Regions from separate parts of the Homo sapiens genome. Here regions 2 and 3 are each linked to region 1. A link is a loop called in an ENCODE intact Hi-C map of the cell type or tissue named here. Cell type or tissue: ascending aorta. All regions are shown on one strand.

Evidence for each region. A loop is a pair of places that touch in the nucleus more often than their neighbours do. Peaks named below come from ENCODE experiments on the same cell type or tissue, not always from the same donor. Only the 100,000 strongest peaks of a DNase experiment are listed, where the experiment ranks them.
Region 2: a loop joins it to region 1, with 2.7 times the contacts of the local background. A loop is called at or near these places in 5 of 110 quality-filtered maps.
Region 3: it touches region 1 in a loop (2.3-fold over the local background); 2 of 110 quality-filtered maps call a loop at or near these places.

Annotation. Positions count from the first base shown.
Region 1 is chr11:92,222,962-92,230,961 of GRCh38, forward strand. FAT3 (FAT atypical cadherin 3) reads left to right here and starts at 1,857. Exons shown (of 28, transcript NM_001367949.2): 1 at 1,857-2,213. RefSeq lists an enhancer at 3,416-4,273. In ascending aorta, a CTCF peak has its summit at 3,253; DNase peaks (open chromatin) are centred at 1,880, 2,570, 3,230 and 4,000; H3K4me3 peaks cover 4,168 bases; H3K27ac peaks cover 3,412 bases.
Region 2 is chr11:92,324,200-92,332,199 of GRCh38, forward strand. The region is part of intron 1 of FAT3 (FAT atypical cadherin 3); the gene reads left to right. Among named protein-coding and RNA genes, the nearest start is that of FAT3, 100 kb to the left of the region's middle. In ascending aorta, no CTCF peak of the experiment used is centred here; no DNase peak of the experiment used is centred here.
Region 3 is chr11:92,410,110-92,418,109 of GRCh38, forward strand. All of the region lies in intron 2 of FAT3 (FAT atypical cadherin 3), which reads left to right. Among named protein-coding and RNA genes, the nearest start is that of FAT3, 190 kb to the left of the region's middle. In ascending aorta, no CTCF peak of the experiment used is centred here; a DNase peak (open chromatin) is centred at 4,782; H3K4me3 peaks cover 604 bases; H3K27ac peaks cover 1,258 bases.

The sequences.
Region 1 (8,000 bases):
ACCACCACCAGCCGACTCTACCCAAAGTGCCTGGTTGCAGGAGCCAGGCACTCAGGTGGGAAATACCTTGATTCTTTAAAACCTTTGATGCAAAGTTAGCTGCATTCTGTCACAAGGAAAATGCCATGCCAGGGACATATTTATATGACAATAAACTTTTAGTGCCTTAGAAAGTTGCTGAATAAAACTAAAATCAGAATAAAATTAATCAGATGCTAACATTTTGGAGAGCAGGTAAGTTTTCCTAGCTCTGTTAGTGGTTTCCTTCACTCCAGACCTATCTTCTGGCCTTCCGTGACAATGAAGCCCTTGGTAACATCATGCTTATTACCCCCGAATTAGCTGATGTATGAGGAGCTGTCACCGTTCCTTAGTATTCACATTAAAATCTCAGGGCGGAATGACCAGAGCATGCCGGGTGCTTTATGTGGCAGTCAAGGCAGCGAGGCTGCTGGAGGCTTTCAAGGGGAACTTTCCACCCGTGGGGCGTGGCGAGGCCTTTGTGTAACTGTGAACAGGGCAGAGGTCCCAGGCTGGGAGCGCGAAGGCCAGAAAGGTAAACTCAATCGGCATTTTAAAGCGCTTGCTCTAGTGATTGAGCACATAGCCCTCTAGAAGCAGCCCTACTTCGCCCTCCAAAGAGAATTTCGTGTTTCAAAAAAAAGTAACGATTTCCTCTGGGGAAGAGATCTGCAGTCCTGGGGTCCCTTTCTCCTGGTGCCAATGGTAGAGTTGGGGAGAAAGTTCCCGATAGAGAGCATAGGAGGAAATGCGCCAGCTGTGCTTGCCTTAGAGACATATGTGAGTTGAGCTCTCTCTCTCCTCTCTCTCTCTCTCTCTCTCTCTGTGTGTGTGTGTGTGTGTGTGTGTGTGTGTGTGTGTGTGTGTAGGTGGCGAGTGGAGAGGGTTAAGGCTGCTTCTTTGCTGGGGGGAAAAGAAAGGCAAAAGTGTGAGGATACACAGAGCAGGGAACGAGTGGAGTCCCCTCTCCACCGGGGCAGTGTGAGAACGGAGGGCGTGCAGTCAGGGGGTCCTAGGACTTGGGTGGGTGCTGCAGAAGTGACCAGGAGGGCTGACAGGGTGGAGATGCAATCATCAAGCTCCAAATCAATCATCCACCCCTTCAGAGTCCCTGTCCTCCATTAAGACAAAAAAATGTTTAAAACATATTGGGGGCAGAGGAAGAGTGAAGAGATTGGACCACGTTAGCTGCTTAGTCTAGTTCCCTCCTCCACAAGGCAATCGGATGACCCCAGGATCTCAATGTTTAGGAAAGTCGTAGGAGCCCTCACTGGGAGGCACATTTTTAGTCCAGAGGCACGACATTTGATGGTTTAATCTTCACACTACAAACTAGCCTTGGGACGTTATATAAACCATGTTAACCTCGATGTGCCTCAGTTTCCTCTTTGTCCCAGGAGAGTAACGCGTTCTCTGTCTTCACAGGGATGTGGTGCGGGTGAGACTCAATGCACTGTGCGAAAGCTCTCCCAAGCCAGCAAGCACCACGCTCTCCCCGCGGCAGGAAAGTACGTTGGTGTCATCCTAGAGCCCCAGAGGGCTGAGGGAAGACTCGAGCTCTAAAATTAGCCGCTTCCAGGCCCGGCGCCGGGAATGCCCTCCAGTTCGCCGCGCCTCCTCCGCCGCCCCCTCCCGCGCGCCCCCTCTCCCCTGCGCCACGCTCCTAGATCGCTAGTCATCCCCGCCGCCGAGGCTCCTCTCCCCCTCGCCCTTTTCGCTCGCGGTTTGGGAGGAGGAGACTGCGAGAGACAAGCGCGAGGGGGAGACTGGAGAGGGGCTTGGCCGTGCGTCGGCGTCGGCTGTGATGGGGAGCCCGGAGCAGCCAGGCGGCGAGCAGTAGCGGCGGCGGCTGCAGCTCGGAGCAGACAGGAGAGCCGGCGCTCCTCCCCGCAGGCTGCGCTGTGAACTGGCCTGCGGATTGGGATCTCGCGCCTCCCGTCCCTCTCCTCCCGCTGCTGTTCTCTTCATCTCGGCTCCCCTCCTCCGCTTGCGAACCCCCGGCGGCGGCGGCGGCGGCGTCCCGAGCGCAGAGCGCTTCTGCTCGCGGCCTCAGTCCCGGCTAGCGCGCGGTGGGCGCTGCGGCGGCAGCAGCCGGGGGACCGGCTCGCCCGGAGCAAGAGCGCCGAGCACCGGGTGAAGAAGACCACGGGGGAGGCGCCTCGTAGAGCCGTGGATCGCCAGCGGAGGCAAGGGTGCGTGGGGATTTGTAGCGTGATGATTTGGCTGCCTGGTGCACCGACTGGAGCGCGCCTGCCGGAGCACAGCCTCAGCTGCTGGGTGCAAATGGGCTGCGAGGTGGGCTGGGGAGGCGAGAGCCGACGAAGCGCGTGGGGGAAACTTTTCACCTTGTAAAGTTCCAACCTCCGCGCAGCCCCGAGCCGCCGTTGCTACCGCTGCAAACAGGAGAAGAGGGTGGCTTGGCCCCGCGGCGGGAGCCGGGAGGTTTACACGGAGAGTTGGCCAAGTTTGGGGCTGAGGATCTGGGGAGGGGTTGCGAGGGGGGTTGCGGATCAGTGCACCCATCCCCGGCTCCCAGCCGCCCCTGCAGGTGGATGAGAAGGTTCAGGTGGCGAGCCTGCTTGGCAGCCGGTGCCTCTCGGGCGCAGTGGGGGATGTTCAGATGCCGATGGATGATGCACTTAGGGGACCCCGAGGTGCAAGTTGGGTCATCGCTAGGCGAGGCGCGGCGCAGAGAGGGAGCCCAGCCTCCACTTTCGCTAGGAAAGGGAAAGGGTTACCAGTCTGCGGGTCCGTTCCCCACGCCTGACTCGGGCTTGCGGGGCTTGTGGTCAGGGTGAGATGTAGTGAACGGCGGCGGCGGCTCTTCGACTGGGGACGACATCCTTTACGGAGTGGTTGGGGACAGAGACTGTCCCTGCTATCTTGACAAGGAGAGGGAACCGGAATGCTTTGCGAGAGTGCATGATTTTTGGCGGGCGTGTGGGAAGGCTGCTTGTCTTTGAAAAGAAAGCAGCGCGGGTCTGACCATCCCCAGGAGTGCGGAGGAGCTGTCTCCGGATTGGGGGCGAGAACGCCAGGGGCACCAGCTCCGAGCTCAGGCCCCACTCCCGGGCGGTTCGGGACGAATCCCCTCTACAGGCCAGTGTGTGTGCAGGGCAAGTGTAGGGGGCTGAGGGGCGCTGGCGGGGAGGCAGTAGAGGTGGCCTGGACCATCTTGGCGCGGCGCGCGGTGAGCGCGAGGATTCCGCCAGTGGGAGTCGCTGAGCTAAAGTGCATCTGGCCCCCCGGCTTGCATGATGGCGAGCCCGGATATTTTTAGCTGTGCTGTGATCTGAATTCCCTCCTCTCCTCTCTCGTTGACTTTTGTCACATGTGCTTTCCGAGATGGTTTAACATTGAACATGATTGGGCTTTGCGGAAAGCAACTTTTATTCACTTTCCACCGTTCTCCTCTTGTGGGCGGGGGGTGGCGGGGGCGTGCTTGGGGCAAGGATGCAGGGGTGGCCGGAGTTTGGCTGCGAGCTAAGAGAGCCGCTTGGGTTGCTCGGGATGAGAGGAACAGGGGTGCTCCCGGGGTGTGGGTGTGCTGGCGGTGACATCCTGAGGCTGCAGCTCGCTGGAATAATGGGCTCAAACCAGGCGGTGGAGAGGGGTCCCCGGAATGGACGTCGGGGGCGGGGAGGCTGCGGAGACCCTGCGAGGTCTCCGTGAAGGACTAGGAGGGGCTCCCGGGAGGGAGTGGCGCCTGCGGCCCGGAGCGTGGGCGGCCGGTGGCTCTGGCACGCGGAATCTGGTGGACTCCTAGCGCCTCGGCCGGGAGCTCCAGCTCCATCCCGCCGCCGCCGCGCGCCCAATGGGACTCAGCTTCGGGTTTGGGCGAACCTGCAGCAGCCGCGGCGGGAGGGAGGGACGCTGGGACCGCGGTAATGATTGAAGTCTTTTTCCCCCCTCTCCCCTCCTCCCGCTCCTCTCCGCCCCCAGACTCTGGCGCGTTTGTTTTCCAAGTTGGATCCCACTTCCATTTACAAGTGTCAGACAAACCCGCGAGAACCTCCCCCAACCCGCCCCGGCCCCAGCCAGACTAGGGAGGGCGCCCAGGGGGAGGGGGCGAGCTGTCTGGGCAGTGCCTGGGGAGGTGCGACGCGCCCACCCGGGGCTTGAGCGGCTGGGGTTCCTGTGCGTGGGTCCTTAATGTTTAAAAGATACACATGAACAGCAACAAAACCCAAACCACTCGTGGCCACTTGTTTTCTGCCGCTTTTCTCCCACTTGCCTCGGACATATTAATTTTCTGGCCCCGACGCTAGTCTTTTCAAAGGCGAGTCCGGGGTAGTGGGAGGAAGGGGCGGGGGAGCAGGCCTACCAGTTCATCACGGTGGATTTGTGCTCCTGGCTTTGTTGCTAGGATTAGATTCTCTGATTGTGCCCAGGCTAAGTTAAAATAAAAGCAGAGAGACAGAGAAGCGGCCAGAAAGACTGCAGACGACTTTGCCTGGATCCAGGCGGCAAACTCAGGTGGTGGAAAGGGGAAGCCCGCCATCTAGGAATTGAGGACCGAGGTGCCCACATCTCAGTATCGATCAAACAGAGCCCAGATTTCTTCTCCACCAGCAGACACTGAACTTCTCTTCACATTTACTGAATGCTTGAATGATGTTCTGGTGTGACGTGGAGATTTGAATCTGAGAAGGAAAGGAAGGGAGGAGGGGATGGAGGAGAGAAGAGAGAAGAGATTTGAGAGACTGAGATTCTTCAGAATCCTAGAAATTGCACAAAGCCAACTGCTTCTGCTTTTTTTCTTTCTTCTTCTTTTTTTTTTTTTTCTTTATTCCTAAATTGGAGCAATTGAACAGTGAGAGAATAAGGAACAGCCAAGGAAACCAGGGCTCTAAGAGACAAAGACAAAAAAAAAGCATAATAACTTTAGCACTTTGATGTGCTTCTTATTTAATAGGGTTGGAGTGGGGGAAGTTTTTTTTATTTTTTTTTTAACATTTTACAAGGAGAAAAGTTGTCTCTTAGAATTAAACCGAATGTTGATATTCAATCATGAATCTCAGTTGTTGCCTTTTTGGAACTTGAACAATGAGTGATGCTGGGGCCAGTTTCTGTGCACAGTGCACTGGGATGAGAAAGTTCCCAGAACTGTCCAGTTATAATGTCTTCATATCATCTGAATCACACAGAGAACTCCACATGAAAGGCAGCTGGCTCAGAGATCAGAAATCAGTCAGCTGCTGGGCTGGCTCCATCTCTTGTGGCTGCAGGATTTTCACAGCCAGGGTTTGTTGACCAGCGACTGGCTCTCAAGCCTTTTAGAAATCTTTCTTTCAAATTTTATTTATTCTGGTCTCTGGCGGAGTCATTTTGGGGATTTTTTTAATAGGACCCAGTCTGTCTGTTAACTAGCAATTACAGTTGTGCTGAGCTACTCAAAAATGAAATGAGTAGCAATAAACAGTGGATACCCACTGACCTGTATGCTATACGGTTATTTTGCTAGCCCACAGCCTTTGTAAAGCTATGGCTCTTCAGGCTGCTCACAGAAGAACATTTTGATGTGTCAGGTTATGTTATCATCCCTGCTTTCTTCTTCATACGATCCTGAATGACCTTAGCTAATCTGGCTGATGAATTATGTCAAATAGAAAGAAGTAGGCAATTACCAGGCAGGAGAGGGTATTTAGTCATTACCAGCAGGTCTGAGGAGTGCTCCTGGTGGCTGTTGCGTTGTTATGCTATATTAATAGCTCACAAAGCATAAAGGACTATTGTGGCTTTATTTTACCAGTTGTGGCATTGGGGTATGGCATTCCTTCATAGCCCACATCTGTCCAGTTGCCTGGTGGGTTGGCTTTTTCCTCTAGGGCAAGAAGGAGAAAGATAGTAATGAGGATATTTGATTTTTTTTTCCATTGTGGGGTCATCCCCAGGTTTTTCTTTTTTTTCCTTCTGCAGGAGCCTTGAGTAGGGAATCATCTGATGGGAGCAGGTGGGCCTGTCCATTTGAATTGATTTCCTTTGATTGCTGAAGAAGGACTATTGATGAACCACTTCTTTGCTGATTGTGGCAAACATTAGAATTGGAATGGAAATTTAAAAGAAAGGGATCTGACAGACTTAGAGTGAAGGATTTGTGTTCTGCCCAATTCCTTCCTAGAGTTAGCAGAGCCTCTGATTTCTACAGATATGCATGGTCTTAAAAATATTAAAGGAAGCACAACTCCTGTGTATGCAGTTTTACTTATTGGTGAAATTTTCTGCAATGCTTTTTTGATCTCTAACTGTTGAATATGTCATTTTCATCATCTTTCTACCCAAATTGTGAGGAGTGGGTCTTTGTTTTTTAATATATCCTGACCTCTTGAGGATCACCACAGTGTGACAACTTTCTCTGGGAAGACTCAGAGAGTAAATATCTTTTCTGTGTTTTGGTCGATTTAATTCTACAGGCTTCTCAAACTTACTGAGTTTTCTGTCAATTGCAGGGTATCTACTCCTTTAATAAGCTTTATTCCTTTCCTTGTTTTCTTTTTTTGTTTTTTCGTGTTTTTTTTTTTTTTGTTTTTTGTTTTTTTTTACATTGCCTCCCTTTCTCCAAATTTCTAAGAATAATTTTCAGGAAAGACTGCCTTTCCTTGAAAAAGAAATTCAGCTTAATGACACAGACTGCATTTATTGAGAACATATTTGACACTTGTCTAGTGGCTTCAAGCCAGTTTCTGGTCTACCAAAATAGGCTATCAGTTACATGTAATAGTGACAAATGACCCATTCTAGCAGTTCTGAATTGGAATGGCATTTTCAGGTTAGTCTTAATTTTAGCATATTCCAGGACTTAGATTTTTTTTCTTTTTTTTTTTTTTTTTCTGCTAAGTGGAAGGGATGAAAATTTGAGAATGGATTAACTGGCATGATGATAGAAAATAGAAAACAGATTTCAGAACTTAATCAATTAAACTCTTCACATAAACAAAATATTACTTCCTTCACCAGATAGATATATATGAATGTGGAGAGCCTAGAGGAGGTGTGAGGAGGGCCACAGCATTGTCCTTCCTTGAACAATGCATTATTGAAGGTGTTGCCTACCGTGGGCGGAAAAGTCATACAGAGGACCCTGAGAGGAGTCCTTGAGCAGTTGTTAGTATTTCAACGTTCTGCTCTTCCAGGGTTCCAAAACTGTGAATTATAGACTCTTTAATAAAGGAAAGTTGTTTCTTTAACTTTTGCCTTTGTACATCTGAAATATATCCCTTTTTAAAATTCTGTAAAGTCACATGGAATTTAAAATAATTTTTTGTCTTTAAAAAATGTCTTGCTTTCTCCTCTATTTTCCCTATTTTATTTTTGTTATTTATTTATTTAGAAACAGAGTCTCGCTCCATTGCCCAGGCTGGAGTGCAGTGGCGTGTTCTTGGCTCACTGCAACCTCCGCCTCCTGGGTTCAAGTGATTCTCATGCCTCAGTCTCCCGAGTAACTGGGATTACAGGCGCACACCACCATGCCCTCTTAATTTTTATATTTTTAGTAGACAGGGTGTTTCACCATGTTGGCCAGGCTGGTCTCGAACTCCTGGCCTCAAGTGATCCACCCACCTCGGCCTCCCAAAGTGCTCGGATTAGAGGCATGAGCCACCGTCCTCAGCCCTGTTATTTATTTTTTAAAAAAATTATTTTAAAGTTCTTTTCAGCGATATTTACTGAATCTACCTCTTTCACAAGACAGTGGGCAAGATTCAAAGAATAGTAAAATATATCCATTGCTTCTGCTTCGTGCTGTTTATTGAGAAAATGAGAGATGCCTGTGTGTGTACACTAGAAGTCACATCTAAAAATGTTTATTAATTGACAAAAGAATGTCTATGAACAGGAGCCTCAAGGAGGAGGGAGAGATTAATGTGAGGTGGAGTAAACTTTTAAGAGGAGTGTAAGTTATTAAAGTGAATATAATTCCATTTAATAATTCTTACTACAGCCCTAATGTATGCAAGGCACTATGAAATAAATTAATTCCT
Region 2 (8,000 bases), 100 kb after region 1:
ACCAAAGTAGCACTTATAATTTCCTGCAAGAATTTTTTCTTTTCAGTCACAACTTGGCTAATTGATGCAAGAGGCCTAGCTTTCAGCACATCTTGGCTTTCAACATGCCTTCCTTACTAAGCTTAATCATTTCTAGCTTTTGATTTAAAATGAGAGATGTGTGACTCTTCCTTTCACTTGAACACTTAGAGGACATTGTAGGGTTATTAATTGGCTGAATTTCAATATTGCCATGTGTCAGGGAATAGGGAGGCCCGAGGAGAGGGAGAGAGATGGGGAATGGCTTATTGGTAGAGCAGTTAGACCACAGTATTTATCAATTAAGTTCACCTTCTTATATGGGTGTGGTTCGTGGGACCCCAAGACAATTACAATAGTAACATCAGAGATCACTGATCACAGACCACCCTAACAGATATAATATGAAAAAGTTTGAAATATCATATTCTGAAATGTGACATAGAGACATGATGTGAGAACATGCTGTTGGAAAAATGGCGCCGATAGACTTGCTCAAAGCAGGGTTGCTGCAGATCTTCAATTTATAAAAACATAATCTGCAGTGTGCAATACAGTGAAGTGCAATAACATGAGGTATGCCTGTCCATGAATAGTGGCATCTAATCTATTTCATGACTATTATCATTAATCTAAAGATACACTGATGAAAAGACCAATTACTGCTGACATTTCTGCAAGTTGGAACTCTGTATATTCACCAGAGGACTTAACTGAAGACTGACACCAGGAATTTGAGGATGGATTCTAGCAGAGATATTCTAGGAACCAGGACCTTTAATCTGATCACATTTAAAACCCGTTTCAAACATGCTAGTTAAATTATGTCAAGTCTCTGGGGAGATATCTCTGGAATCTGAACATTCTCTGGGGATTGTTGTTTGACAGGTGGAGCAGGTGAGACTCATACAGCATGTGAAGTCATTAAGGTACAATTATGACAAGCTTGACTTGATCCTTTCTGATTTGCCTGCCAGCCTTGACAGCTCCAAACAGTTGGTGGGGACCTGAAGACACCACTTCTCTGGTTCCTTACAGCACAAACAGGGAATATATTCTGCTTCCTTTGGCTAGAGCTACATGAAAGAAATTTTTGCTGAGAAAGTGTAGAAAGCCCTTAGGTTGATGGTTAAGTTAGAAACTTTGGCCCTATTATCAGTGACTCCCTAGGTGTACACAATGAGTATAACAGTTTTTTGTTGTTGTTGTTTGTTTTTTGTTTTTACCTTAGTCTTCTTCCTCTTCATTTTTTTAACTCCTTTTTAAACCTGTGCTTTAATTGCAGGTAGACATTTTCTCATTCTGACAGGCAACTCCTTACTTTAGCCCTCATTTGACGTGTGGCTAAAATTGTGTCTGTGCTTTGGAATGCAGGACTTTGGCATGTCTGCAGCAGCTTGAGTGACATAGATTAAGGGACATTCTTCTTTTTTTGAGATGAGTCTCGCTCTGTCACCAGGCTGGAGTGCAGTGGTATGATCTTGGCTCATTTCAACCTTCACCTCCTGAGTTCAATTGATTCTCCTGCCTCAGTCTGCTGAGTAGCTGGGACTACAGGCATGCATCACCACGCCCAGCTAATTTTTGTATTTTTAGTAGATACCGGGTTTCACCGTGTTGGCGAGCATGGTCTCGATCTCTTGACCTCGTGATCTGCCCGCCTGGGCCTCCCAAAGTGCTGGGATTACAGGCATGAGCCACCATACCTGGCCGGGCCATTCTTTATTTGTGGGGATGTGTATATTTCTTTTATGCATTACTAAGCCCTTTCAGCTTATGGTCTAGCTCTCAAGCCATATCCATGTTGGTGAGAAAGTTTAAAACACACAGTAATTCTTGGGTAGGCAACATAATATTGCAGACAACCAGTACTGAACACCAGAGTCATGGAGGCTCCATCATATACTAGCTATGTGATTCTGAGCAAGTAGTTTTTCTTTGAAGCTTCAGTTTACCTATCTGCTGAAATGTGAAAAGTGGCTAATTAAACCTACCTCATAGAGTTGTCGTAAGTGAAATGACATGGGGTTGGACATATTTGCTTTCTAAAGAAACGTGATGTTATTTCAGCAATACCAGGGTAATGAATATTGTGTAGGCAAAAACAATCCTGTACAATATTGCAGACTTCAGCCTAGTTTTTGTGCAAGCTGCTTTCTGAATTAAAGGAATTAAAAACCAGGGAAAGAGTTGATCCTAATCCTTCTAACCGCCTTCCATGTGAATTGAACACACTTAATGTCTGTATTACTTATTGGATGCGGTAGACAAAGAAGGAAACATTTCAACCAGCCATCTACCTGTCCGAAAGCCCAGCCTTTCCTTTAGGACAACATCTCTTCCTTTCATTGCCTCCATCAGGATGGTTGTAGTTGATGGTGGATATAATAGATGTGACCTTATTTGACCATGGCTGGCTCTCCACCAAAGGGCATCCAAATAAATAAGCATGAAGCCTGTTGCTCCTAACCCACTCTGCTGGGACCAGGCGCAGCCCGCTAGTGTATTTTCCTTGTACAGTCTGGAGGAACCCAGCCTCTATCCCTGCTTCATCAGAAACTGGAGTCTTATTTTCTATTGGCTATTTACTCTCAAGACTTAGAAATAGGGACCTATATTGACTCACTTCTTATTTAGATTACTGAGTAAAAGTATAATAATTCTTTAATAATTCTGGGAACTGAAGCTTTCTGGAGTCAGCATTCACTGGCCCAGTGCAAAGTAACTGCTTTTTTATCCTACTATTGCACTTGAGAGGCAACTTGAAGTTTCCTTTCCTTTACTCAGTCACTTTTCAAGGGGAAATAGGAATAATCAGAATTTTAAGATATTCTGTATGCAGTATAGGTGCATTTTAAATAATATTTATTAAAAGACATGGAGTTACTTTTGCTTATCATGCAACTTATTACTGAATTTTTCTTTTTTGTCTGTGTTGAAAAGAAAAAGGTGGAAGAAAAAGACTTATGTAGGCTTCCTATTAAAAGGCACCTAGACTGAATAGAAGATTCCCTTTTATTTTTTTTTCTACTTGCAAAGCCAAGAGTCAGAGCCATGGAATCAGAGAATTCAAGTTCTTTATAGTTCAAGCAGAATGAAGCAGGGAATGGACAGAAATAGGTCATATTGTGATCGCAAAACTAGGACAATGAGGAGTTTCTTGGAGGATTCAAGCTCTGATGGATTCTTACTTTGGGGCAGAGCATTTCAGAAAATTCAGAAGCCAAGAGATATAGTATATGGCAGCCTCTAAAATATTTTAAAAACGCTTACTAGTCTGCATATTCTTTTCTTGTAAAAAGAAGTTAAAAGATGCGTTTTCTTTAATCACTTGTCAAGACAGTGGCTTTCTCCAGGATTATAAGACAGTGGATTAAATGTATCTTTCCCATTGCTTGTGGCCCTTGAATGATTTTCAGACATCATTGACTCCACACATGTTTAAAACGGAGTCAGCAGCAGCAACCCTTTCAGTAGCTGAAAGCTCCGGGTCCCATCCACTGGGTCTGCAAGTAAGTAGCCATTTGGCAGTGACTCTGAGGAAGTCACTTAACCCAAGAGAGTTCTCACCAATAAAACAAGGGGGATAGTTTGCCTCTTTAACTTCTAAAACGAGTATGGTATTCTCACTTTGGAGTGCAGTTTCAAGGTAATCTTGGAATTCTTGAACTGTTGCTCTTGATCTAAACAGTTACAAAAAGATGGAGAGAGAAGAGGCAGAAATTTCCATGAGTCCCTGTGTCTACCTTTCTTTTTCTCTTTCCAACAAGAGGATAGGGTGGTGCCCATGAAGGCTATGATTTTCAGCCTTGCAGACAGCTCTGGGAGTTGTTTGGGCCCCAGTTCCTGTCTTGTTCCTGCTGCTCATCCATTTAGGATTTGAGTATCTCTCTCATTCCTTTTTCTTCTCAGTTCTGCCTGGACATTAAGTGCTTTTGACTCCCATACCTTACCCACTCTTGCCCTCCTGCTTCCAAATGCAACTCCCTACCTCCTGTCAACTCCTGCACTCTGAACACGAAATCATACTTAGCTAGTTGCCAGATTATTTGATTAAAGCAGTAGAAGCTAGGGTGACAAACGATGCTATACTTCAGGGATATTTGCATTTTTAACATCTGGTCCTCCTGAAAGGGATCTCCAGTTGGTGAAATATACACAGGAGATAAGAATAACTGAAATGCTTTTGTTCTATATAAAAGGCTTCATATTGATCATTGAGTTTTCTGTAATCATCGTACAAGGTAAATGAACTAAGTAGTGATATCCTCTGGGTATTTTATTTTATTTTACAGCTGAACCTCAGGGATTAATCAGAAATTGTTCAGGGTTATCTGCCTAGAAAGTAACAGAGAAAGAACTTGCACTCAAGTCTTCCCATCCAATGCTCTGGCTTCTGTAAGAGCCACTACTTCCCAAGTGCCACCTTACGAGGCACGTGACAGCCGTGTGTATAGGGGACATAATGACTTTAGAAGTTGACTGCTAAGTTAGATGTAATTCAAATCCATGTGCCCTCAGGTTTGCAGCCATAAAACATCGATTACCACCTTTTTGGCTTTCCACATATTTTAAAAAGTGGATTCATTGAAGACAGAGGTGATGAATTGTGTGGCATAGAGAAGTGGGGATATTTTTTAACTGTGACTTCAGCTGTTGTCCACCTGGGGAGGGAGGTGGGGTGATGTGACAGTGGGGTAAAGCACTAGGCCACCATCGACTTTGAGGCTTTAAAAGACTGTTTAAATTACCAGATTATAAATAATTACTTAAAAACCTTCAAACAATAAAGAAGAATATGAAATAAAATATACTATCTTTCTCTTTCACTATTCTAATCCCTCTTCTTTTATTTTTGAGTGTGTAATCATCCAGACTTTTTTTTTTTCAATACCATACAAAAATTGGTGCTATAGTTTCAGCATGCCTCTTTTGCTAGGTATTACATGTGGGGGTGCTATGGTCCACTCCAAACCTCATGTTGAAATTTGATCCTAATGTTGGAGGTGAGGCTTAATAGGAAACCTTTGGGTCATGGGGGTGGGTCCTTCTTGAAAAGATTAATGCCCTCCCTCCGAGATGAGTGAGTGTTTGCTCTGTTTGTTTCTAGGAGAGCTGGCTGTTAAAAAGAGCCTGGCATCTCCCCTTTTGCTCTCTTGCTTCCTCTCCTGCCACGTGATCTCTGCACATGCTGACTTCCCTTCCCCTTCCATAGTAAGTAGAAGCAGCCTGAGGCCCTCACCTGATACAGATGCCAACACCATGCTTCTTGTACAGCCTGCAGAACACTGAGCCAAATAAACTTCTTTCCTTTATAAATTACCCAGCCTCAGGTAGGCTGTTAATTAAGTTTATATTCTGCTAGTCACGTGGAATATGTACATCTTTTTATAGAATTTTTTTTTTCTCTTTGTGAAGACACACTACTGTGAAGGTGTAGTTCCTATCCTTGTCCCAAATTTTTAAAAACTATTTGTGTTCCACTTAGCTTTTATTTAATAAGAGCTCTTTATTTTTAGGGAAAAACCCCAAAACCGAAAACAAACAAAAAAACCCTCTCTCCAGTTCTAGCTTGTTAGCTTTTTCCAAACCTTTGGGAGCTTGCCTTACCAATCAATGAGTCAGAAACCTTGACAGTTTCTGCAGTAAGAAACTGTCGGGGAGGAATGAAGTTTGCACACTGGGTGATACCAGAGGAAGATTTGACCTGTGCTTAGTACACTTCAGCTTTATTTGAATGTTTTTCACAGTCATTAGAAATCAGGCAAGTTTTTAAAGTCAAACATTAAAATGACTACATTTTTAAAGTGAAGGTTGCAACACTTAGCATGAGAAGAAAGCTAACAGACAAACCCAAAAACAGTTGAAATGTAGTGGAAAGAGAACTGAAGCAAAAACATTCTCTTCCTAGAGATTGTTTAAGACCTTCAGATGCACTAAACATTGAAAGATGATAATGTGCCCATCTATGTAAGTCAAAACAAAATGAGACCTTTTTGAAATATTACAAAACTCCATGTATGTTGAAACTAAAATAGTGTGTTTCTAGATTTTATGATTGCAGAATTTGGCATTAATCCATGGAAGCTGCCCTATCCCCCTCTCTGCTTTATTCATGTCCTAACAGTTTGTCTGCCTGTTGGAGAATCTAGCAGAGCTATCTGTGTGCCCTCTGCCTTTTAACTCTGAGCAAGACATTTTCATTGTCTTGTCCTTGGCTTCCTCAGCGGTACAATGAAAGATAGTTTATACGTTAAATTTCAGGATGCTTTCAGGAACATGATTTTATAAATAGCTCTGTGAGGTTGGGGAGAAGGAGCAAAGTCAGAGAGTTTAAGTGTTTTGCCCAGGGTCCCAAGACAAACAGAAGTACAACTCAGGTCTTCATGTTCTGAGTGTAGTTCCTTCAGCTGTATTGCGTGGGTTTTGAGTTTTTAATAAACTCTAAGGGCATTGTGTTGGGTGATGGACAAAAATATGCAAATAAATGGAGTACTTTATTGCTTCATTATTATTTATTTGGGTAAATATTCATTTGAATGTTGCTATTATGCCTACAAAATGTGTAATTGTTTTATTTTTTAGAATATTAGCACTTTGGAAGGAAAGGCTTTAAATATCTGATAAACACAACAAATATTGAATAATGTGAAGTATTTTAATGAGTTCACATTGACTTTAGTTTGCAAATTATGGTAATGGAGTAAAGGAAGGGATTTCTTGTTAGGGAAATTGACAGGAGTAAAGGGTGTGTGTGTGTGTGTGTGTGTGTGTGTGTGTGTGTGTGAGAGAGAGAGAGAGAGAAACATTTACAGCTTTTCAGATGTTATTTAATGCTATACACAGTTGTTTAAATGTTAAGAAAATAAAACCTGTAATGAAATACTTTATCATGTCAGATAAAATATATAATTAGGAGGGCTGTTTGAGATAAATTTCAGCCTATCTTTAAGATGTGGTAGATCAAGAGTAATTTAACATGATTTAGCGCTGCTATTGCACAGTTAAGTATTGTCTGTGGTTGAATAGATAATGAAATGCAGTGCATATAAGGTATGTTTTATTTCTTCTTTTTTTTTTTTCAAAATGAGAGTTTCATGAAAACCTCTCTGAGGTATTAAAAGTCCTTTTCTGATCTGAATAAATATTTTCTCTTCAGGCAGGTCATATATTATAGTTTGTTTAACAAAATAAAGGCTTGTGGCAGAAGCACATGAAATGCAGATAATGGTAAAATGACACTAAACATAGCCCCTCAGGGCAGGTGTGGAGTGTTATTTTAGCAGTAAACCCCTTCTTATTAAAGTGTCTGTCATGGGTGTTTTGGAAGCAGCTGACCTTCTTTCTTACAAAGTGGCTATAAAACCACATCCTGACTTCTTTTCCTTTATCATGGACTTAGATACTCCAGAACTGAGGTACTAACCTTCTTGTCTTTGGCTTTGTGAATGTCCTAACACAATGTAGTCTAAAGTAAATGAAAAACTGAATTGGAACTCAGATTTTCTTGTTTTTTAAACGGAATTTTCTGGCCTATGTTCTTGATACCCACTCATTTAGAAAAGTTGTTGACTAAAAATAGTTTTGGCATATAATCATGGGGATTTGTAAGTGGAAAAATAATACATTAAACAGTAATACATATATAAAGTACTAAAGCTGGGATAAATTAACTTGACTAAAGGGCCATGATGTTTTCTTAAGATAGCCTTTTTCAGTTTAGGGTTCCTTATCAAATCCTTCTGCTTCTTATCTATCTACTCCCCTCAATTATATCTCACACATGTTAGCTACAAGAGCCATCATTTTCCTGAAGCAGCTCTTCCATCATGGTGCTAACCTGATCATTAAAGGAAAAAGCAGGTAGGGAGGGGGCTCCTGAAGTGCCCAAGTTTAAAGTTCATGGTCTTCATTTTGACATTTAGGGCTTGTGCTTTGTTCACCCTGTGTATGAGCTTCCTCCAGTTGAACTATACTGGGTC
Region 3 (8,000 bases), 190 kb after region 1:
TAGGATTATGACTATACCTGCTATGTGTGTGGTGGTTGGTGATTTTTTTTTAAATCATCAGATGTGCTGCAGCTGTGGAATTCTACAAATCCAGAAGTCCTTTGTGCTATTTTCTGCACTGCCTTTCTCACCTGCATGCTATGTAGCCACTTAAAAGTTCACTTGAATTTTTTTATAGGTGTGTGTGTGTGTATGTGTCTGTGTGTATGTGTGTGCACGCGAGTGAGAGAGACGGAGAGAGAGAGAGAGACCATAAAAATAAAATTCAAGTACAGTGGGGAGCGGGGAGAGAGAGTAATTACTCTGGGACCATTTTGGTTTGTGGAAGGGTGGAGCTTTAACCTTGCTTCTGAGACATCTGAGAGATTATGATGCGATGCCCTACTGCTGGACATATAATCTGACAATGTCTTTGTTGAGTCAACTTGAAGCCCAAGAGACATTCCCCAGTTTTTCCATTAGGGGGTCCTTATTTTTGCTGCTGTACATTGTTGTGTCCTTTTTTTTTGCTTTTTGTTTTTAGCTAACAAGTAAGCTTAGTAGCTAATGAGAAGAGGGAGTGAGTTTACGGAATAATTTTCCAGATCAGTTTCTGGCCCAGACTTCAACTGCAACCAGCATGATTTCAGAGATGCCAGGTCCTTATTTGCTCATTGACCTCCCTGGCCTCCCTGCCAGAACCAGGCAAAATAAACAATAAATAAAAAATATGGCTCCTTTCCTGCCATTTTCTTGGAATATAATCTTGGGGACATAAGCCAAAGCTCTAATAAGGAAAAATAAACCTTATGGGGTGGAAATTTTTATATATCATACTCAATTTTATTTTTATTTTGAACATTAGGTACTGTTGGTTTATGGGACAACTTCAAATGCATACATCAAAGGTCTTAAAGGTGTGGAGTCTCTTAGGCAAGGAAACAGGGTAAAATGTATATAATATATATATAAATATATATAAATATATGAGAACTATATAGATTATATATATTATATATAAAAATATATATATTTATATATTATATATTATATATATAAATTATATATATATAATATATATATAAATATATGAGAGATGATAAAATCAGTGAAGGCCTCTAGGCAAGTTAGACTGACCTTACTTTTCTAGGAAAAAAGTTAAAGGTAATGTTTTTTGAGCCCTGCCATGTTAGTGTCACCTGCTAGGCATTGTAGGAATTTCAAAGTCTCATTAGACCAAAATCTAGTAGGGAATTATGTAAAATACTATGGTGTAAGAGCAGTGTCGAGTGCCCAGAGAAGTACAGATGCATTTTCATGAGAGGTAAGTGTGGGGAGAGATTGTGTCTAGTTCATTGCTTCTGAAAGTGTGTCTACATACCCACCACTTGTAAGAAATACAATTTCACAGGGCTCACCTGAACCTTTTCTCAGGGCAAGACCCAGGAATCTGTATTTTGACAAGCCTTCTGGTGACACTGAAAAACACTGGCTGTGTTTCGCATGGAAGGAGAGAATCCAGGGATTCTCAGAGGAGGTGGTGATTAAGTTGGGTGGGAGGGGCCGACAGAATAGGAGTAGGCCCTGCAGGAAAGCAAAGTTCGCAAAGTCATTAAGTTGCCACCTATTTTAGTGCCTCCAACTCTTACAATGAAAGATTTATTTTTTCTGAATCTAAATTCATCGTGTCTTCTCAAAAGCCTGTTTCCTCTGTTTGCATTCTCGGTGGAATTGTGAATCATGGTGATCATATTTTGTATAATAGCCTTTGCCATATTTCAAGGAGGATATTAAGTTCCCCACAGTCTTTTCTTCCCCATGCTAATTAATCTTCATTCATCAGCCTTTTCTCTTACATTCCAACCCTTTCATCATTTTCATTGCTCTTGTCTGGGCTTTCCCTAAATTTTTCAGATTTCCCCAAAGATATAAAGAACCAAACTAAACCTGGTGCTGTGTTGATATCTTTACCTCTGCAGGAGTAGATGGGCATCTTATCCCCCACATGTTATTATTATTATTTATTATTTTTTGAGATGGAGTCTCGCTCTGTCGCCAGGCTGGAGCGTAGTGGTGTGATCTAGGCTCACTGCAATCTTTGCCTTCTGGGTTCAAGCAGTTCTCCTGCCTCATCCTCCTGAGTAGCTGGGATTACAGGTGCGTGCCACCACACCCAGCTAATTTTTGTATTTTTAGTAGAGACAGTGTTTCACCATGTTGGCCAGGATGGTCTCAATCTCCTGACCTCGTGATCCACCCACCTCAGCCTCCCAAAGTGCTGGGATTACAGGCATGAGCCACCAGACCCGGCCTATTTTTTTTTTTTTTTTTTTGAGAGTTTACCTAGTGAAGTCGCAGAATGTATAGTAGGATTTGTAACCTGTTACCCTTCAACTCATGGAAGATTGGAGATTGTTCACATTCACATGGGATTCTTAGATCTATATAGGTACCAACCATTGTCTGGAGACTCCATAACTATTATGATTCCCACATAGATACATTTTTTTCTAACATATTTAGCTGTAATAAGAATTAGCAAAATTCAAAATCTGTAATTTTATCTTCTTATGTTTTCTCAACAAAGAGTAAAAGTCCAACTATGATGGTGGTGATATATATATATATATATATATATATATATATATATATATATAAATATACATACATATATATATATTTAATGTAAGACTTTATATTTTTAGAGAAGTTCTGTGTTCACAGCAAAACAGAGAGGTAAGCAGAGATTTCCCATATACCCCCCTACACACACATGCACAGCCTTCCCTATAGTCGATATCCCCACCACCAGAGTGGTATGGTTATTAGAACTGACAAACCTACATTGACACATCATAGTCATCCAACTCCTACAGTTTCCATTAGGGCTCACCCTTGGTATTGGACATTCTGTGGGTTTGGACAAATGTATAGTGACATTTATCCACCATTATAGTATTCAGACTATTTTCACTGAGCTAAAAATCCTGTATTTGGCCTGTTCTTCCTTCTACACCCCAACCCCTGTCAATCACTGATCTTCTTACAGTTTCCATAATTTTGCCTTTTTCATATGTCATATGGATGAAATCATATTCTATACAATTTTTAATGTCAACAAAGGAACCCTTCTGTGTTTGAAAACATGTTTGTTGAAGCATCAGGCCAGACAAGTGGGGCCCATGATCATCTATAAAATAGGGAGAATAGCATTCCTCTTTCCTGAAATTTACTGTGCTGATAAGGTGTTATATATAAAAGAACGTAGTAGGTGTTTAGCAAATGGTGGTTATTATTTACATGTTGAGTATTCTGTCTCATATGTACCTTTTAATCATCATGATCATTTGTTCAAAGAGCCCTAGTTTATTTAGATAACACCTGTCAAATGGGGTCACATTTTTCTCCAACTACACCTCTGTGTTCTTATCATTTTCTTGTTTTTCTGTTTCTGTGGGAAGGGGATAAAGGAAAGGTTCAGTTTTGAGAGCTTCCTCTGTCTGAATTGGCTTTCCCTATGCTGGATCTTGCCATAAGAGGCCCCTTCATACTCAACTGAATGTCTAGAATTTCAGCTTTCCCTGCTTGAACGACAAGCCATAAAAAAGGAAATAGTATCGGGGTGGGTTTGCTGAACAGCACAAAGTTGAAAATTTAAGACACTTTTCTATATAATCATTTGAGCTTTCACCAAGAATATTATTTCCATATATGTTGACAGGCGGGAGAGGAAAGTTTCTTAGCAGAACTGAGATGAAGGCATGGCTGGTCTCAGTGAGTCCTCTCACGAAACAGACACAGTTTTATTGGTCCAATTCTGCCCCTAATTCTGGGATCTGTGCATGCATGTTGGTGATGCTGGCACAGGTTATCCTTCCAGGAGTTGCTATAGAAACAGGTAACAGCCACACCCACTTTCTCTGTCTGTTTTGCATTTTGCGTGTGGAGGTCTGGCGGTGCTGCCTTATGCGCCCTTCTTTGGTGGGTTGCTGCTTGGTTAATGATGCTCAGTCCTTAGGATTTTCTCTTGTTTGGCATACTGAGATATAATTTCCTATCCTTGTCACTTTTGGCTTCACTCCTTAGGCTTTGCTTTGAGTTATCTTGCTAACAAAATTCACATGTCTAAAAACAAGCTGAGAGAGATCACGGACACCTGCCCCTTATCCCCACCCAATTCATGATTGAGGAACTAGAACCTTTCATGAAACCACAACTGCTCCAGAAACTAGAGAACAATTGACAGTTTGATGCTTAAAAAGAGAACTAGAAAAATACCCCACGGATTTGGTGATCTGGTCAATACAGAGTACTTTAAGTCAATTAGAAAGTTATACTTCCTAGGTCATTCTTCTTTTGCCAAGCTCAGTCATTGGTGGCTTTCCATTGCAAAATAAAATGTAGTTACTTTTGTAAAATTTTAAATGTAGTCTGTCATTTCTTATTTTACTTTTTTAAAGCATTGCATTAGTTTTGTATTTCTCCACTACCTCTGCCTAGGAGAAATACAACACATGGGCTTGGATGATTTTCTTTCTTGGAAACATGGTTGACAAAGCTATACAATAAAAGGATAATTTTCTCAGCAGAACAAAACACACTACCCTCTTGTCGCTGGGCTTTTAAAAATCTGAAGAATAGGCCGGGCGTGGTGGCTCATGCCTGTAATCCCAGCACTTTGGGAGGCTGAGGCGGGCGGATCACGAGGTCGGGAGATCGGGATCATCCTGGCTAACACGGTGAAACCCTGTCTCTACTAAAAATACGAAAAGTTAGCCGGGCTTGGTGGCAGGCGCCTGTAGTCCCAGCTACTCCGGAGGCTGAGGCAGGAGAATGGCATGAACCCGGGAGGCGGAGCTTGCAGTGAGCTGAGATCCTGCCACTGCACTCCAGGCTGGGCAAGAGTGCAAGATTTCGTCAAAAAAAAAAAAAAAATTCTGAAGAATACACTTACTTAGATACATTTGGCTTGTATTTTAATATTTCTGCAGTGACATCGCTGCTTCAGGACCTTCTGAATTGAAAAATACCAAACTTTCTTGCCCTGATGTGCTGGGAAAAGAAAAATAGATTTTCCTGCCAATTTCAGTGTGGATAGCCATGGTGCTTGTTTAACTTGTTCTCTTTATAAGTTACAAACCTAGAATAATCCTGCCATTTCAGAAATTAAAATGTGTTCTCGTTTGATCTAGTTTATTCAGCAGTGAGTGCTGAGGACATTCCACAGATTGATCAGCCTCTTCATTTGTTATATGCCTTGGGTATTACATTCCTAGATGTTTGTGTGTTCTTGGCATGTCTGAATAAGGATGGGCATGGAGTCAGGATCCTTGGAGTGGGAACAGATGCTTCAGGCCATTAGCTAATCTGTCCTCCTGCATCACTGGAGCAGCAGGATTGCATTTGATTCACCTCATGTTGGCCATCGTTTCGGAAATGTGGGGCCTTATTAGACTGTACTCTACCTCTATGCTTCAGATGCCAGTGGCTGTGGTTTAAGAAGACACTAGATTGCTGTGGTTGGAAAAATAACATTTGTAGTGTTGGAAAGGACAGTAGGCATAAATCCATTTGCCAGCAGATGGTTCAAAGCATCTGACACCTAGGACTAATTTTGCAGGGTTTCCCTGTTACTAGCTTTGCAACGTGCAAATGGGGACCTGAAATGTACTTTATTATAGCTCCTACCACCCCAAAGTTGATAAATGTGTGAATAATTGTATTAGAAAAAGTACCAATCTTTTAGCATAAGCATTTTTGCTTTTTTTTTTTTTTTTTTTTTTTTAAGAGATTAGGTGTCTGTGTAGCCTAGGCTGACCTCAAACTTCTGGACTTAATGGATGTTGACTTCATCCTTAGCCTCCCAGGTAGCTGGACCTACAAGCAAGTGCCACCATGCCTGGCTATCTTTTGTTTTGTTTTAAACCCTGTTCCACGTGATTCAGAGCCAACCATCTCCACACAGGCAGTCTCCTGGAAGCCTAAAAAAAAAAAAAAAAAAAAAAAGTCCGGCATGGTGGCTGGTGCCTGTAATCCCAGCACTTTGGAAGGCTGAGGTGGGCAGATCACGAGGTCAGGAGTTCAAGACCAGCCTGGCCAACATGGTGAAACCCCATCTCTACTAAAGATACAAAAAAAAAAAAAAAATAGCCAGGTGTGGTGGCACGCACCTGTAACCCCAGCTACTCGGGAGGCTGAGGCAGGAGAATCACCTGAATCCAGGAAGCGGAGGTTGCAGTGAGGCGAGATCGCTCCATTGCACTCCAGCCTGGGCGACAGGGTGAGACTCCATCTCAAAAAAAAAAAAAAGAAAGAAAGAAAAAAAACCTTCCACGTTAACATCAATCAATGATAATTAATTTATATGACACTCAAGTTAGTGTATTTTATACATTGTTCTCTAATTGGGAAAATGGATAGTGTATTTTACACATTTTTCTCTAATTGGGAAAATGGATATGATGTTTTCTTAAGCGCATCTAAGAAACCACTTGAAGAGCCACTTGGTTCAGATTATTTCCAAACTCTGTCAGTGCTTTATCGACTAAACAGCTCTGACTTACTTGGGATGTGAAAACAGTTCAAATAGAAAGCCAGTCCTTGGAAAGCAGTTAACATCTAAGTAATGAGATTTTAGTGGGGCGTGAGGTCACCTGTGAGATGCCCTTGTGTAGCAGGTTCCAGTTAAGAGGGTGAACGCAGACAGAAATTGGTGGGACTCTTTGGATGGCTCCTCTAGCATCCTTTACAGATGCAGATCTGTCCACATCCTGCTGGGAAAGATTGATGCATTTGACCTTTGGTTGGAGCAGATGATGATGAGCACCAGGACAGATGTGGGAAGTTAGGCAGTATCCTAGGGCATTTCGCCAGGGCAGCTTGGATGTGTGCTTTGGAAAATACCAGTCAGACAGGACAAAATCAGGGCCAGAGTAGAAGAATAAAGGATAATGAAGGTATTGAGGCAACTGTTTGATTCTATAAGCTCTCCTTTTGGGTTTAGAGGTGAATTTCTACACGTCACTGTTTTTGCATAACCTGCTGTTTTGATAGTTCTTAAGAATCCATGGTGATTTTGTTGTGGTTCATTTCCTATTTTAAAAATGCTAACCTATTATGCAAGTTTTTTCTAAATCACAGCTGTGGGGAAGAGTTCACTGTCAACTGGTAACAGGGTTGTGTTTCTTATTAGATAACTAAACTCATTACAGGGAATCTATTTTAAATTGTACACACTCTCAAATTCAATATAATATGTATTGGATGCCTCTTAGGTGCATTGCTGAGTTATGGGGATAACAAAATGAGAAGATATGGTCTCTGTCCTCTTGAAACATATTATGTAGTCAGAAGGCAGGTGTATAAACCAATAAATACAAAGTAGTGTAATCAGTGATTGTAGCCACAGAAATATGCTTAAGGTAAATAATAAGCCTGGGAGAGGTCATTGTTTTCATTCCTAGAGAAGGAGTGTATGAATCAGGGAAATCTTCAGAGGGGAAGTGATATCTGAAGCCATTTGACAGGTGGATCAGAACTCAATAGAAAGGGAAAAAATACACAATGGAAAATATACTGGGCAGAGCCATAGCATGGGCAAAGTTTCATAGGTGGGAATTTTTTTAGTCTTAAACCACTCTTGATGAGAGAAAATTGACTAACCAAACATTTAAAAGTAAAACAAAACAACAAAACACATTAAGTAATAGACCCTGACTTTCCTGATTATTAACACAGAACCATTGCAGCTCACTGTGGATCTCCAAGTGATGGTTGTCCTTAAGCTCAGGTGAGAACTATTCTCCTTAAACTTAGGAGAGGACAATAGCAGTAGATATAGAAGGTGCTTTACCCCTAAACCAGCAGGTGCTTAATGAATTCCTGTTGAGTTAATGGGGGTGGAGGGGTAGCAGGGATGATTTTCAGGTGGGAATTCTAGTCTCCTCACTGATTGGGAATGTGAACTTAAGCAAGTCACTTGTTGAAGTCCCACTTGCCTCTTGATCAAAATGAGTTTTTGT